Regions from separate parts of the Mus musculus genome. Here region 2 is linked to region 1. Evidence: chromatin loops called from intact Hi-C (ENCODE). Cell type or tissue: left cerebral cortex. All regions are shown on one strand.

Evidence for each region. Peaks named below come from ENCODE experiments on the same cell type or tissue, not always from the same donor. Only the 100,000 strongest peaks of a DNase experiment are listed, where the experiment ranks them.
Region 2: it touches region 1 in a loop (3.0-fold over the local background); 4 of 42 quality-filtered maps call a loop at or near these places.

What each region holds. Positions count from the first base shown.
Region 1 is chr7:45,637,734-45,645,733 of GRCm38, forward strand. Rasip1 (Ras interacting protein 1) reads left to right here. Exons shown (of 12, transcript NM_028544.1): 11 at 137-284; 12 at 952-1,359. The coding sequence ends at 1,151. It overlaps Mamstr (MEF2 activating motif and SAP domain containing transcriptional regulator), which reads left to right and starts at 2,244. Exons shown (of 10, transcript NM_172418.2): 1 at 2,244-2,297; 2 at 2,969-3,106; 3 at 4,045-4,083; 4 at 4,592-4,731; 5 at 5,015-5,196; 6 at 5,504-5,591; 7 at 5,764-5,958; 8 at 6,471-6,695; 9 at 6,786-6,840; 10 at 6,973-8,000. The coding sequence starts at 3,049. The coding sequence ends at 7,256. A030001D20Rik (RIKEN cDNA A030001D20 gene) reads right to left here and starts at 1,025. Exons shown (of 2, transcript NR_152217.1): 1 at 950-1,025. In left cerebral cortex, no CTCF peak of the experiment used is centred here; DNase peaks (open chromatin) are centred at 1,112, 3,744, 6,032 and 6,643; H3K4me3 peaks cover 3,114 bases; H3K27ac peaks cover 2,837 bases.
Region 2 is chr7:45,702,598-45,710,597 of GRCm38, forward strand. It overlaps Car11 (carbonic anhydrase 11), which reads left to right. Exons shown (of 9, transcript NM_009800.4): 4 at 1-22; 5 at 236-331; 6 at 465-537; 7 at 862-1,016; 8 at 1,116-1,281; 9 at 1,892-2,074. The coding sequence ends at 1,917. It overlaps Dbp (D site albumin promoter binding protein), which reads left to right and starts at 2,650. Exons shown (of 4, transcript NM_016974.3): 1 at 2,650-3,165; 2 at 4,009-4,419; 3 at 5,663-5,874; 4 at 7,068-7,606. The coding sequence starts at 3,027. The coding sequence ends at 7,283. Sphk2 (sphingosine kinase 2) reads right to left here. Exons shown (of 7, transcript NM_203280.3): 7 at 6,866-8,000. In left cerebral cortex, CTCF peaks have their summits at 3,108, 4,388 and 6,907; DNase peaks (open chromatin) are centred at 831, 1,632, 2,347, 3,469 and 9 more places; H3K4me3 peaks cover 5,499 bases; H3K27ac peaks cover 7,645 bases.

The sequences.
Region 1 (8,000 bases):
GAGTTTCACCATGTTTCCCAACCTGGCCTTGTACTTTGAATCCTCTTGCCTCAACCTCCTAAGAAACTGGGATGGCTGGCCTGCCCTATGGGACCCAGCTGTGACCACAGACGTCTAACTTGGGGACTTCCCCTAGGCTTCATGGAGCAGCTTACGGACTGACTACCCCACCCTGACTCCAGCTCAGCTCCACCATCTCCTCAGCCACTACCAGTTGGGTCCTGGCCGTGGTCCCCCACCAGCCTGGGACCCACCACCTGCAGAGCGGGATGCTGTGGACACAGGTGTGCAGATCCGGGCTAACGAACATTGAGATGTCTTCTTTATTTGAGACCTAAGAGTCCCTGTTCCCAGCCCTTCCCACTTTCAGTTCCCAGGGTTCAGATGCCCTCTCTGAAGGGCTTAAAGACTGGCTGCAATTATAACAGTAGCAGGGCTTGCTTACTTTGCGGTCCCCTTCAGTAAGTTAAGAAGAGTTCAAACATTTCATTGTTTTTTTTACTTAGACTTAATCTCTTAGCCTCGTCTCTCCACATCTCTTGCCCTAACCCAACTAACAGAGGGATAGGTTTCTCAATCCTCAGAAATCTCCCAAGGTTCCCCAGCCCATCCTCAAGGTTCCAGGGTACCTGGGACCCTATTTTCCTGGTAATGGGCCTTTTTTCCCTAGTTTTCTTGGCTTTTCAAGATAGGATTTCTCTCTGTAGCCCTGGCTGTCTTGTAACTCTGTAGATCAGGCTGGCCTCGAACTCAAAGAGATCCACCTGCCTCTGCCTCCAGAGTGCCGGGATTATGTGTCACCTCCTCCCCCCTCCCCACACACACGTTTTAGCTAAAATTCCCGTCATCCTTTGAAACACAGGGAACCCAGTCTCATCGTTTCTTACTTAAGGAGATAGACCACCTCACACTCATGCTGAGTTTTTAATTCGGTTTTCCTCGTACTCACAGGGGATATCTTTGAAAGTTTTTCCTCGCACCCTCCGCTCATCCTGCCCCTGGGCAGCTCACGCCTGCGCCTCACCGGCCCTGTGACAGATGACGCATTGCATAGAGAACTGCGCAGGCTCCGTCGCCTCCTCTGGGATCTTGAACAGCAGGAGCTGCCAGCCAATCATCGCCATGGACCCCCGGTGGCTTCGACACCTTGAAAACCAATGAGAAAGGAACGCGCGCAGCTTGAAACTGCATCGCTTCTTAAAAGGGAGCCCGCCTGGGCGTAGAGCATTTTGGGAGTTGTAGTTTTCCCTGCGTAGACGGCTGAGAGTTTGAGTTGTTGGGTTGGTAGACGATGGGACAGTGGGAAGATGGGCTTGGGATGTGAATGCCAAGAAGTAATAAAAATATCTGTGGTATTGACCTCACTTGTCAAGATTTGGGGGCCTTAGCAAAGATTTTTTTTTAAGGTGCCAGGGACTGTGCTTGGAACGTTGGGCGTCTGCCGAGTTTGGGGAGATATTTCTAGCCATGGCCTCAGCTTGCCCTCTAGCACGAAATGTGACCCTGTAGTACTGAGCACTGTCACACAACTCGGAACACAGCCTGGACCATGTTCTTCTGAATATCAGACCCCATGTACTACCAGTGAGAACAGGTCATCACCATCTCCCTCTTACCTACAAAGTCCAAACTTTAGCTTTCTCCCCCCAGTCCTTCCGATGCTGTCTGCCTACTGTGCACACCGCTGACTTCCAACACCCAGCACCTCTCGGGTACTAGTCCTATTCCATCAGATCCAAGAATGCAAACCTCAGCTCTCCTCTCCCATACCAGAGGCCTAAGACTCCGTCCACCACCCTCAGACCCAGAGTCCTGACTTCTGCCCCCTTCCTTTTTAGAACTAGGAGTCTGGGCCTCATGTTTGAACTTTCCCCTCCTCTGAACTTGACTCCTACTGCTGTGTCAGGAAAAAAAGAACCAACAGGTGGCACCTGCCGGCAGGGTCTGAACACGACCACCTGCCGCTGTTGCTCACCCGGGTCCCTCTCTCTGCACCTGCTCCTGTCTGTCGCCAGTGACCGCTCCACCCAACCCACAGCTCGGGACTCGGGGGAGGAGATAGTAAGGGAACCCTCGAAGTGAGCCAGGCCGGTCCTCACGGCGTGTGTGTCCCGCCCCTTTTCTGGGTCCTTGCAGGGCTTCTGATCCAAGGCTCGCTCTCTTGACTCCCACTCGCCCTAGAAAGGGGAGTCGAGGGCGGCCCAAGGCTTGTGGGGTGGAGCCTAAGGTCTCCAGCCTAATCCGGGAGACTCCACCCGCTTCAAGGCACAGCTGAGTAGCTGAGAGGAGCCTACCTGGTGAGAAGCCCCTGGGGTAGATATGGGGATTTTTTTTTTTCATTTTACCCTTCATTCTCCGTTCTGGTTCCCCCTTCTGGTCCCAATATCTTTCCCACAGAGCCCCGTGCATGACACTCAACCCATTCTGTTTCAGGGACCCCTATGTTTCCCAGACACTTGTCATATTCTTTGATTCCCGTCTGTCCTAGAATCTTCGATTCTAGTCCCTAACAGCATGCAGTTCTCGTCCTTAATCTCCTCCTCCTTCAGGGTTCAGACTCCAGACGACTGCTTCCTGCACTTTCAAAGGCCCAGAACTCCAGATTCCAATGCTCTCCCTCTTAGATGCAGGAGCCCATGACGCAGGTCCTTCCTGTACCGCCAAGATCCAGGGATTTAGACCCAGCCCTTTTGCTTCCGACTCAGAACTCCAGGCCCAAAGCCTTCTACAGACACAGCAGTCCATGCCCAAGTACTTCTCCCTCCAGCCAGAACTCCAGGCCGCAACCTTTCTTCAGTCCTAGGGCTCCAGGCCCCAGCCCGTGTCTCTCACACCCGGAGGTTCAGGACCAGCCCTCCTTTCTCAGACCCAAGGGCCCAGAGACCAGTCATCCCCCAAAAGAGCTGATCTGGCCCAGTACTTTTGTCTCTAACCTTTCACACTGTCTCCAAAATTCCCCCAATGGCAGCCTCCCGTCATCCACTTTGACCCTGCCGCGCTCTGGTGGCTCTGGCTTCCTCTGTCCAGGTCTCCACCTCAGCCTTGGCAATGACCCTGGCAGCCTCCTCCCAGCGCTCCCAAATCATCCGTTCCAAGTTCCGCTCTGGTGAGAGGTTGCTTGTCTCTATGCATGTGGGGAGGGGTCCCGGAGCCAGGGCCCAGGGTCCCAGTAACATGATTCTCTGGCATGCGTGAATCGACCAGTGGTGTTCACATACAATGTCACTTGTGCTATGGAGTGGAGTAGTAGATGAATGTGCACATGGCTTGCTAAGCCATAGGTGGTGACACCCAAGAGTGCATATGTTGCAAAGGACTTAAACTGACCTGTAGGCAAAGCAGAGGAGCAAACTGAGACCTGAAGTGCATGTGTGTGTGGCAGGGGGACCAAGAGCTATCAAGCCTTGAAAATGTCATTAGCCAGGATTTGTTGCCAATGCAAAGAGTTCTGAACACTCAGAGAGGAGCAGAAATGTGCACTGGAAACTCTTTGCCCCCAAACTGAGGGTCAAGTCTTGAACATGTGAGTGACATTCCTGTGGGTGCATGCCAGCAAGAGTAAGTTGGGGTGGGAAGTCATGTAAAGTTGTAGTGCAAACTAGAGTCCAGAGAGATTTGAGCTCCAGGGTTTAGTTTGCAGGGTGCTGGCTGTGGGGAATTCGAGGGGCAAAGGGGTGCGTGGATAAAAGGAAGTGAGAGGTTGATGAGTCAGGTTGGCAAGATGGCGACTGTGCCAGGGTGGTCACAGACTCCTGAAGTGGCAGGTGGAGCCAGGAGCATGGTTGCCTCTCGGCTGAGGCTGGCTAGCTTACAGTCTCAGGAGTGGCTCTGGCCCAAGATGCTTAGCTGGCAGGAGCAGGCAAGAGGCCCTGGGAAGGGAGAGGGAGCAGGCTGCCTGCCCACCCGCCCGGCCCGGGGAACGTAAAGGGGCTGGGCTGGGCACGTGTGTCCCGCCAACAACTGCAGCTCCCACCCACCAGCCAAGTCAGGCTCTGGACACTCCCTTCCCGCTTTCCCTGTCCCACCTCCCTTTTCCTTCCTTAGTCCTGCAGCTTCGGATCCACAGACGGAATCAAGACTGCAGTAAGTGTGGGCCCCCAAGGGGAGGGGATGGTGGCCTCAGTCCCCAAAGAGCATGCATGTCCAGCCCCACGAGAGCGAGAGCGAAACCCCAGCCTGTCATTTCCCCCACCCACTGGGCTCTGTTTCCTATTGCTCAGCTATCCCACCCCAGATACCCTAACGTTTCCTGGATGGAGTCAGGTATTCCAGCCTCTTCCACAATCAGTGTCTGAATATAGCTTTTGGACGTGTCCTTTTCCCTGGAGTCAGGGGATACAGATATCACCCGGTCCTGTCCCAGGGATATGCTAGATATCTGTGATCCTAAACAAACGGACCCTTTGCAGACTAAGTACAAAATGCTCTTCCTTTCTCAAAAATGTGAAAGTCTGGGTACCCAGGGAGCCCAGCGGGACAGTTTGGGTTCTGCTTCCTGCTCTCGGCCAGCCCTCCTTTCCCCCTGGCATCTCTCCACCCTAGCTAGCCAGCTGTCTGTTGGCCTCTTCAGGATCCTCCTCTATCTCTTCAGCCTCTGATTCAGATCCATGGATCTCAGCCTCAGGCCCAGCTCTGGCTCCAGCTTTGCCCACTGTTCCTGCCTCTTTCCTTGTCAGCCCTGGCGTCTTGTCCCCTGAGCCAGCATATTGTCCTTGGAGGGCTCCAAAGAAGGTAAGTTTAGACAGGAGGACAAGCGCCCAAGTGTGGTTCTCCTTTGCCTTGCCTTGTGGTGTCTTAAAGCTGACACTACACATCCTACAGGCCAAGAAAGTGGTGACCACGCTGAAGCGTCATCCTGGCTTTTTTTGTTTGTTTGTTTGTTTGTTGAGACAAACTTACTATATGTGCCAAGGTTGTCTTTGAACTCCCCATCCTGCCCCAGGCTCTCTGGAGCTAGGATGACAGGTGTGGTGAGCCACCAAACCACGAAACTTGGCCTTACTCACTCTTTCAGGAATCTCCCAAGAACTCCCAACATTGGAAGGAGCCTAAGGTCAGGGGGAACTTGACATATCACCTGTACATGCCTCCAGAACAGAGACAAGGGCCCAGGGCAAATCTGCAAGTTGAGAGGTCAACCCTGGGTCCCCCGGACCCACCTCTTTGGGAAAAGAATTCACAGAGACCACATCCTCGGTAGGACTCTCATTTTCCTTCTCCAGGGGACCAGAAACTCAAGCCCCATTCTCCTCCCTCAAACCTACAGTGCAAAGAAGAGAAGCTTGACCTGGAACCTCCTCCCCCGGGACCCCGGCCGTGCATGCTCCCCGTGATCTGCAGAGACACCCCATTTTCCTATCTTCCACACCCACAAAATCACCCCGTGTTTGCTCCACGGGAAGTCCGGAATTCCTCATTTTCCTGGCTTTTCCGAGGCCCGTTTTAAGGTCCCTAAGTACCTTTCTCCCTGTCCTTTACTCCGTCCCCTCATGCCTGTCGCTAGGATGAAGCCTTCCTCAGCAGGAGTCTCCAGTCCCTCGCCCCCTTCACACAAGCTGGAACTTCAGACCCTTAAACTGGAAGAGCTGACGGTGAGTTTAGTGTGCAGTGTCCCAGGGCTGGCCCTCTTCAGGGCTGGCACCAGACCCCGCAAACTCAAGGCCTCTGCCCTAGGAAAGTCGGTCTGGATTGTGGTTCCTCCTCTTGATTTCCTAGTCATCCCTCCCCAGAGCTCAGCACCTTCTCTCCCAAACCCATACTCAGGTCTCAGAGCTTAGGCAGCAGCTGCGCCTGCGGGGACTCCCGGTGTCCGGGACCAAAGCGATGCTCCTGGAGCGCATGCGTGGTGGCACCCCGCCCAGAGAACGGCCGAAGCCCAGGCGAGAGGACAAAGAGGCCGCTGCTCCCTGGCCCCGCCTCAAGCCCAAGGCGCTGGGAACTACTCGGCTACCCAGCACGGTGAGGGCGGGGCTGTGTACACATGGACCAATAAAGAGAAGAGAAAGAGAAATCGGGAAAATTAGCCAATGAAATGTTGGAAAGGAGGTCTGATTTGCACCTAAGGGGCGGGTCTCAACCAAAAGCTTGAGGGTGTGGCCAATCATTGGTTGGTCTGAGGATGTAGTTGAGAATACAGGGAGGGCGTGGTTTAAGGGAGAAAAACCAATGACAGGATAGGGGCGGGGGCTGTAATCTTATTTGTGTAGTAGGAGCGCTTGCAGCAAGCTTACTGGAGGTACAGCCACAAGATGAGATGAAAGATAAGATGACTCTGAAAGTTATCCTCTGATGTGTGCACACACATACATACATACATAATACATACATACATACATACATACATACATACACGCGCGCTCACGCACACCCAGTAAATAGTTTTGTTTTGAAAGAATTGGGTAAAGCCAAGGAAGGGCCGGGTCAGGCTTGGTGTGCCGGGCATATTGAACTCCCACCTTTCCTGGTTCTAGGTGAAGGCAAGCGCGACAAATCGTAGGCTGAAGTTTTCTGGAGCTACGGATCCCCTGGGAGCAGCTCCCGCTCCGGCTTCTGTTCCTGCTCCCACTCCCTCTCCAGCTTTGGCTCCGACTCCGACTCCAGCTCCAGTTCCAGCTCCAGCTCCAGCTCCTTTCCCGACACCTCCAGCTAGCCTGACTCTGGAGGAGGAGCTGCAGGAAGCGATCCGTAGGGCGCAGGTGGAAAGGGATGAGGGGCTGGGAGTGCTCGGGGATTGGGCGGTAGACCTAAGCAGGATCTAGGGTCACGTGGTGTGTGCTCATCCACAGCTGCTTCCAAACCGCAACATCGATGACATCCTGGAAGACCAAGTGGAGCCAGATGGTAGGCGATTAGCTCCCACATTTAGGGGAGGAACTGAACTTGGGAACTCCAGGGTCTCGTCGAAGGAGAAGTGGGTTGGAAACAGCGCAGTGAGCAGAATCCATCCCCCTAAAGCTCACACTCCTCCTGCAGACCTGCTGCCTCCCGTGCCCTTGGACTTCCCTGGCTCATTTGACCTGCTGTCTCCCTCCCCGGACTCGGAAGGCTTCTCTTCCGTCTTCTCTTCTTCACTACCGTCCCCCACAAGCTCCCTGTCCCCTTCTCCAAGGGCCCTCACTGATTCCTTGGACTGGCTGGAGGCCTTGAGTGGGGGTCCACCACTGGGCTCTGGGCCTCCCGGCCCCAGCATCTTCTCTGCGGACCTATCTGATCCCAGTGGCAGTCTGCTCTGGGAACTGCTGCCAGATCCTTGGTGACAGACCCTTGGGTCTAAGGAGAGGTCATCTGCATCCACAGGGACCCTCCAACTACAGAGTACTGATGCCCTCGTCCCCTCCTGACTCACCGCTGCTGCTGATATCTTATGTGCCTGGACCTGCCTATGGGGCCTCTGTATGGCCCCTCCCAGGCCCAGTGGTTGGGGTTGGGGGGTTCATTTGCTACTGGCCAGTGCATACAAGCTTGCTGCCTCCCTCAGAGACCTGCAGGTTGTGTGGCTGCCTGTCATCTGGGGATGTGAAACTTTGTGCTGTTTGAGGTCAGGAAAGGACCAGGTAAGAGTAGAAGGACCGCCCCCCACCCCCACCCCGTGGGCCCCCAAGTTCTAGTTAGAGGTGAGAGGACCAGAAGCTACTAGTGAGAGGTGACTACAAACTCCCTATGACCTTGAACTTATGGCCCCACCCCCACCTCAGAGCTGTGATTTTATCTAGCTTTCTTGGGGTTTTGTTTTGTTTTGTTTTGTTTTGTTTTTGAGAGCAAGTGTTGCTATGTAGTGCCAAGCTGGCCTCAAACTTGTTACAATCCTCCTGCTTCATCCTCCTGGGTGCTGAGATTACAGACATGAGCCATTATACCCAGTTCTCATGTCTTATTGAAGGGCTTCCCAGAGCCATGAGGTGGGAAGATAGATAAAAGGGGAGAGGAGATAGAATGTTTCCCGGGGGAGCCTCTGCCTCCACCTCGCGCTGGAAGGATGACTGTCTAGTGAATTAAACTGT
Region 2 (8,000 bases), 65 kb after region 1:
CCATGAAGGCTTCTCCGCTGAGGTGGTGACCCCTCACCTGACCCTCCAACACTAGATCACCCTGGTTTCTTAGCTTATGCTTCAACCCATCCTGCTACTCAGGGCCGCCTCTCCCTACCCTAAGTACTAATTCCTGGTGCGGTTCTGGACACCAAAGCCCTGAGAGTTGAAACCATCTATCGTCTCTGAATCTTCCGCTAAGAAACCCTTCTCTGTGCCTCCTCTTCCACCCCAGGTGCAGCTAATCCACTTCAACCAAGAACTCTATGGGAACCTCAGTGCTGCCTCAAGGGGCCCCAACGGCCTGGCCATTCTCAGCCTCTTTGTCAATGTGAGGGAGGCAAGGAGGGCAACTGGCTTCCAGGGTGTGAGGGACAGGGAGGCTGGGAGGCTAGCCTGGGGTGGTGGGTCTTTGTGGAGCAGGTCTGGGCTGCCGTCTCCCTCGCCTCGTGCCTCCTGCGTAGGTGGCTGGCAGTTCCAACCCATTCCTCAGTCGCCTCCTCAACCGGGACACTATCACCCGAATCTCCTACAAAAGTAAGTCCCCCAAGCTAGGGGTGGCGTCCCCAGTTCCTAGGAAGGCTGAGGAAGGAGGGTGGGCTACAGAGTAAGTTCAAGGTCAGCCTGGGCTACTTAGCAAGAGCCAGGGTGACAACAGAAAGGGAAGAGTGGTTGGAGATGATGCAGCTTGGTCACGAGCGCCTGGTCAGAATCTCCCGGTGAGGGGCTGGGGGCCTGGTGCAGTGGTACCTGCCTAGCATGTCCGAAGCCTTACATTCAGTCTCCATACGACAACAGACATAACTAAGTCCCTGTGCATTATCTGGGACCCCCTTTTACGCTGACTTGATGTCTGCGCAGATGATGCCTACTTTCTTCAAGACCTGAGCCTGGAGCTCCTGTTCCCAGAATCCTTCGGCTTCATCACCTATCAGGGATCTCTCAGCACTCCTCCGTGCTCTGAGACTGTCACCTGGATCCTCATCGACAGGGCTCTCAATATTACCTCCCTCCAGGTGACTGACACCCCCACCCCCCCCCACCCCCGTGTGTGCATGCTACTCCTGTCCTGAGCACCACCCCGGTCCACTCACCCGTGGTTTCTCTTGAGGCAGATGCACTCCCTGAGACTCCTGAGCCAGAATCCCCCCTCCCAGATCTTCCAGAGCCTCAGTGGTAATGGCCGGCCCTTGCAGCCCCTGGCCCACAGAGCCTTGAGGGGCAACAGGGACCCCCGGCATCCCGAGAGGCGCTGCCGAGGCCCCAACTACCGCCTGCATGGTATGCTTAGTGTGTCCCCTCCTTCTCCACGTCCTGATAGTCTGCACTTATTCCCAGTGGTTGTCTCAGTGTGATACATCCCTTGTCCTTTCTCACCTCTCCATATGGAACAGCCTGCTGCAGCCCACCCCTCTTTGCAGCTTAGTCTAAGGCCTGACACCCTGTTTTCCTTGTGGTACAATTACATACTGGTCCATGCCCTCTGCCTACTGTTACTTGCCAAGATGGTACGGTCCAGGTCACCTGTTTACAAATGGTATGACCCTACTTAGAGCTGTAGTCTTTCTGCTATTCCCTTTCTGAGAATCAGCGTGGTACAATCCCTCTGTCTTTCTTACTGCCACTGTGGCTCGGCCCCGGGAAATCGGTTAGTTTCTTGTCTGGTTTCTCAACATGGTACAGCCCAGAAGACCATATCCTCTCCATGTACCTTTATGCAAACCAGCCTATTCTGCACGTCCCATGTGGCCTTCTTCCCTCCCTACATGGTCTGGTCCAGGAGCTGATCATTCCCCCAACTTGGTATATTCCATTCCCCCTTAGCAGCCTGACTAGTAGAGTCCTATGTGCTCAGCTCCCACACCCCTCAAGCCGGTGCTTCCCTTTGCAGTGGACGGTGGTCCTCACGGTCGCTGAGACTCCCCAACGAGGATTACGCCCGCCTGTTCTGAGTTTCCTCACCAGGGGAGGGGATTCACCCCAAAACAAAGCTATTAAAAGGACTGAATGTTTCCGGTTTCTCGGTGGTTTATCAGTCGCGATTGAGGAACATCTAGATATTAAAAAAAAAAAATCCTTCCCGAAGCCCACTTCTTTCTGCCTTAATCTGCTCTAATTGATGTTCTGCTTTTTTTCCTCAATGAGTCTGTGAACACTCGGCTCCTTTAAGAGGTACCCCTCTTGCCCCACACCCGCATCCGATAGCACGCGCAAAGCCATGTGCTTCCCCCTTCTTCCTGCCTCATTGGCCCGAAGTGGGTCACGGTCCCGCCTCCAGCGCCTCCTCCCATTGGCCAAATATAGGTCAGTGTCCCGCCTTCTTCCAAAAGGCGAGGCAACTACACAAGTTCAGCCCCTCACGCGCCTCCAGGGTCTTGGCATATCCCTTCATCTCATTGGCTGAGCGTCTCAAGGGCTCGAGACGTGATTGGTTCTTGCCAGAAGCCGGAGGAAGGCACGCGGCTGGGGTGCATGGCCCAAGTGGAGGGAGGGGGCCCGGAGGAGGGGCGCGCGCTCTGGCGTCCGGTGTTTTGGTTTAGATTTTTTTTTTTCCGCGAAAGAAGTTTGCTTTGGCCACGCCTCAAGGCTGCCACCTCCTCCTGCCCCCTCCTCCGCCCCTGGGTGCACACCTCTGGGTGCAGATTGCAAAGCTCCTTTCTTTGCGAGAAGTGCAAAATTGGCTAGAGCCAGAGACTCGCCCACTTGGTACAGAAGGAGCGCGCGCCTGTGTCCCTTGGGGACCCACAGTTGCAAAGAGACAGCTGCTTGATTTGGTCACCCACTCGCCCAGACTATAGGAGCCTCCCGGGACAGTCTTTGAGTTGCACCTTTCTGCAGAACTGACTGGTTGAACCCCCGCAGCGCTCTTAGGATTTGAAGCGTCCTGATCCTGGAGGCTTGCACGCCGCGCTCTCCCGACTCTGGGACACATTCGCCCGAACCACTGGAGTGTGCGGGTGACTGACATATCATCTCATCTCTTCGACTCTCCATGAGCTCATGAACCTGGGAGCAGGTCCACGGCAATGGCGCGGCCTCTGAGCGACAGGACCCCGGGCCCCCTGCTGCTGGGTGGCCCGGCTGGGGCCCCCCCTGGCGGGGGAGCGCTGCTTGGGCTGAGGAGCCTTCTGCAGGGAAACAGCAAGCCCAAAGAACCGGCCAGCTGTGAGTTCTAGTCCCACTGTGTTAGGGACTCAACTGTTGGGGTGGTGGTCCACGGCACCTATCAGCTAGGTGTCCCATCTTTGCTAGTCTTCATTAGGTCACTTAGGTCTTCCAGTCCATCAGCCTCCAGGACCAAATCTGACGCCTGGAGGGCCTAAGGGTCAAGTCCCTGGAGTGTTCCTACTTGAGGACAGAGTTTAGGTGCCAGACCCCTCTTTCTTTCCTTTGGCCTCAGAGTCTGGACCCCTGGAGTCCTAGGGGAAGGGAGGGGGTGTGTCGGATGCTCACACGGTGCAGACACGGGCTTGGGCGGGGCCTCGCAGGGTCACATGGAAACTAGGGATGAGGAATGTGCCTGAGCAGTGGAGCCCCTTCCAGCCCCAACAGACTGTGGGGGAGGGGATGAGGGTGCTGGGGGTGGGAGAATTACTGAGCTGTCACTTTTTCTTTCTCACCTGCCCAACCTTTCACCCACCCTGTCACTAAACCCTTCTTTCTAAACTTCCATCCTCGTTCTCTGGGTCGCTTGTGCTTGTGTTTCTTAATCCCCTCCCGGGCCCCTAACCCTATCCTTCTGTATACTTTTGCCTTTTCCCCCTCTCCGGGTCCCCGTCTCCCTGACCCTCTATTGCTGGGGCCTTGTTCTCTTTTCTCTCTGGGTCTCCCCAAGCCCCGTCTTTATCCCTCTCTTCTTTTTCTGGGTTCTCTCCCTGCCTGTACCCACCTCCCTGGGTCTTTGCCCTACGGCTCCCGTCTCCTCACTTCTCTGTATCTCCGCCATATCTCTAACTTGGGGTCCCTCCTGTGTCCCTCCACCCCATCCGGTCTCTCCCTGGCCTACAGGTCTCCTGAAGGAAAAGGAGCGCAAGGCAACTCTGCCCTCAGCCCCCGTCCCGGGACCCGGCCTGGAAACGGCGGGCCCAGCCGATGCCCCGAGTGGGGCCGTTAGTGGCGGTGGGTCCCCTCGGGGGCGCTCAGGGCCTGTGGCTGGCCCGAGTCTTTTTGCGCCGCTGCTGTGGGAACGCACTTTGCCTTTCGGGGACGTGGAATACGTGGACCTGGACGCCTTCTTGCTGGAGCACGGGCTACCGCCGAGCCCGCCGCCCCCCGGGGGCCTGTCGCCGGCACCCTCTCCAGCGCGCACTCCCGCGCCCTCCCCCGGGCCCGGCTCTTGCAGCTCCTCTTCCCCCCGCTCCTCGCCCGGGCACGCCCCCGCGCGGGCCACTCTGGGAGCCGCCGGCGGCCACCGCGCAGGTGCGGCGAAGGGGCGGGGCTGTCGGGCAGGGCGGGGCCTCGCGACACTTTTGGAAGTCTGCCCAATGAGATGCTGCGATCCTTTAGGGGACTTGGGTCCCCAAATGCGAAAGGATTATTCACTGAGAGGCAGTATTCTTCTCTAAGACAAGTTTCCTCATGTTCTTGGAGCCAAGACTAGAAACTTAGAACACCTTAGTTAACTGGAGAGTACTATCTCCAGAGTCTGGGTCCAGAATTTTGGGAAACGAGATGGGACTGGACTTCAAGGACACCAAAAATGGGAGCGAGCAGGCCAGAGCGGGGTACTACGTTCCCGGATCCTACACACGCACACACCCCATTCCCCAAGTGGATGGTGTTGCATCCTGCCTCCCAGTCTTGCAGAAGAGAATATCGGGATCCCTCTTCTGGCTTCTACAGAGGAGCTTTCCCATGTCCCTGTGTTGGGGACCTAGGATCTCAGAACTGTGGGAATCTGGATGGCAAAGAGCTTGGCAGGCCGGTTCTCCCACGATCCTCCCCCATAGCGCGGGATGGGTGGGTAGAATCATTGTAGATGTTGGAGCTGAGACCAAAAGGAACAAGAAGGGAGGCGACCCCAATCAAGACAAGGAGTCTCGATGTGGGACGCCTGGGTACACCTGTCCCTGATCCGACCTCCAGGCAAAAACCAGTGCTGCACATTCCCTCGCCACGTGAGTCCGCCTTCCTAGCTGCGCGCACGCGCTCTCACGCGCGAGGAGGCGGGGCCGGGAACGTGCGGGTGCTTGGTTGGGGAGGAGGGGAAAGGGGAAGCTGTAGGCCACACGTGATGCGGCCCTGAACTGGTGTCCTCGGCTGACCCGGGCTTATTTGTTCTTAAAGACACAGGACTCAACCTTTTTTAGCCAGGCTCTTGAAACTTCCATCACTCCTAGGAGTGCTGGTCTAACAGGTCTAAGCTCTGAGAAAGGGTTCAGTAAGTAGGACTCGGACACAGCAGTGGGAACAAAACACTGAGTCTGAAGTTTAGAGGTTTTAGAAGATTCACGGGATATTTAAGGCCAGTCATTTCTGCCTTACAATGATAGAATTGCCTTCCGGTGGCAAAGCATCTTTGTCACAGGGTTTATGCCTGACAGGATTTGTGTTAAGACAGCAGAAAAAACCTGTTCTGTGGTGGATAAGCTTGGCGGAGCGGTGCTCTGAGAACGCAGACCTCGAACTACTCACACATTCAAGCGATAACGTATTTCTCTAGGCTTGACATCTAGGGACACACCCAGTCCTGTGGACCCAGACACCGTGGAGGTGCTAATGACCTTTGAACCTGATCCCGCTGATCTCGCCCTGTCAAGCATTCCAGGCCATGAGACTTTTGACCCTCGGAGACACCGCTTCTCAGAGGAGGAACTGAAGCCTCAACCAATCATGAAGAAGGCAAGGAAAGTCCAGGTGCCTGAGGAACAGAAGGTGAGCGCGCCCAGATGTGGGCCTTGGCCTTGCTCAAAGCTGAGGGAAGCTTCTCTCTCTGGGGAGGAGGTCTCAGAGCTTCGTGGCCTGTAGGCATAGCCTAGCTCATGAGGCTTCTGGGGACAAGTTTTGTCCTAAGAGTCAAGTCTCCCTGTGCACAAGGGCTCAGGTTCCAAGAGGCTCTGCTGCCAATTACAGCTCTCATTGGCTGTCCCATCGGCCTGCTGCTCAGCGGCTGGCCTCGCTGGAGCTGCTCTTTGGCTTTCAACCTGAAACATCTGTAGAACTGCCTCTGCCTTGGTGCAGACTTGACCATCCAGGGACCTGGAAGTCATCCTTTACCGGCCATATTCTAATTTGTGGGGATTTCAGCAGCAAACACCTTTTTCTAGCATTCTGGTTTTGCTCTGAGGTCTCTCATGTCTTTGCCATGGCCTTGTATGCATCATAGCCATTCCAACATCTAGTTCCATCTAAGAAACCTATTCCATGCGAGTGGTTTTCTTCTGCTACAGAGCTCAGCTGTTGCTAGGAGATGGATGTGTCCTAACAAGCTGGAGCCTTTAATTAAGAGGGAGCCTAGGGAAGCATCTTTTCCAGCTGGGTGAAGGACCCATGGTATGATCCTCAGGGGAAGCCTCAGCCCCCAACTCTTCCATCAGTCAGATACGGAATGGCTCCCTGACCTCAGTTCAAGGGTAGAGGCTGCGGCTACTTACAGCTCATGTTTACTTTCTGATGAGATGCGGTTGCCTTGGCAACCAGGACACCAAACCCCATCACTAGGGGAGCTATCCAACCTTTCCTTAGCAACCAGGATCTGGAAAGGTGATGTCTAGAGCAGTGTACACTTCAGTGAGATAACCCCCCCAGACCGTGAAGGCCTCGTTGCTAGGTAACAAACATCCATAGCAACCGGCTTTCCATGGGTCCTTGTCAAGTGGGGAGTCTTGCTCTGTCTGCACAGTGGAGAATTTGAAGACCAGCTTTTTTCACATGTGCACCTGGAATCTATTTATTCTCTACCTTTCCGCCAGAGACCTGTTCTTAGCAACCAGAGCAGTAGACAACAGAAGTTTGGGTTTCTGTCCCAGCAAAGACCAATAGCCCTTAGGCCTCACTGCTGTACAGAATCAGATATGCAGAGTTCCTTTTGTTGTATCTCAGTGCCCCTTTCACCCCTCCACCCTCAGGATGAGAAGTACTGGAGCCGGAGGTACAAGAACAATGAAGCAGCCAAGAGGTCGAGAGATGCAAGAAGACTCAAGGAGAACCAGATATCTGTGCGGGCTGCCTTCCTGGAGAAGGAAAACGCCCTGTTGCGGCAGGAGGTGGTGGCTGTGCGGCAGGAGCTGTCCCACTACCGTGCTGTGCTTTCACGCTACCAGGCCCAGCATGGGACACTGTGAGGCCACCTCCACCCTGCCAGGGCAGAGTCCTGTTCCTTGCTCAGACTTACACCTGACTTCCTCCTTGTCCCATGGCCAGTGGTCTGGCCAGCTAGGTGCCCGAAGAACGTCATGATGCAGACAAATACATTTATATTTTTAAGAAAAAGCTAGCCTTCCCCCACCTCCCTTGTGGGGGTGGGGAGGGTCCTGTGTGTGCTCTTAGCATGTTGGGGAACCCATCCATCCAACCGCCTCCATCAACACAATCCTGAATAAATCTTGAGAACCCGGGAGCCAGCTGTTGTGGCGGACAAAGCAGCTACTGGCTCTGACTCAAGGCTGCATCCAAGCTGGGTGCTGCTGCTACCCTTATAGGACCACAATAACTGAAAGGGATGTCGGGTGGAAGGGGTGAAGGCCTAGAGGGAAGCAACAACCTTTATTGCATAGACCTTTTCAATTGCTTTTTAGACTAGGGAGAGGGACACACAAGACACAGAACATCCCATCCCTAACTGGCCAGGGGAGGAACATTAGTGCAAATCTGGGGACCACCTGGGGGAACCTGCCCCTCAAGGGCTGATTGGCCAGTCAAGTAGAGGCACCGGAGTAGGCAAGAAGAAACCCTGGCTGGTCAATAAGCTGAAGAAGCCTTGCTAGCTCATACATTCCAGGCCCCATCATTGGACATCAAGAAAGGCAGGCCCCACCCTCGAGCCTCTAGGTCCTCTGGGA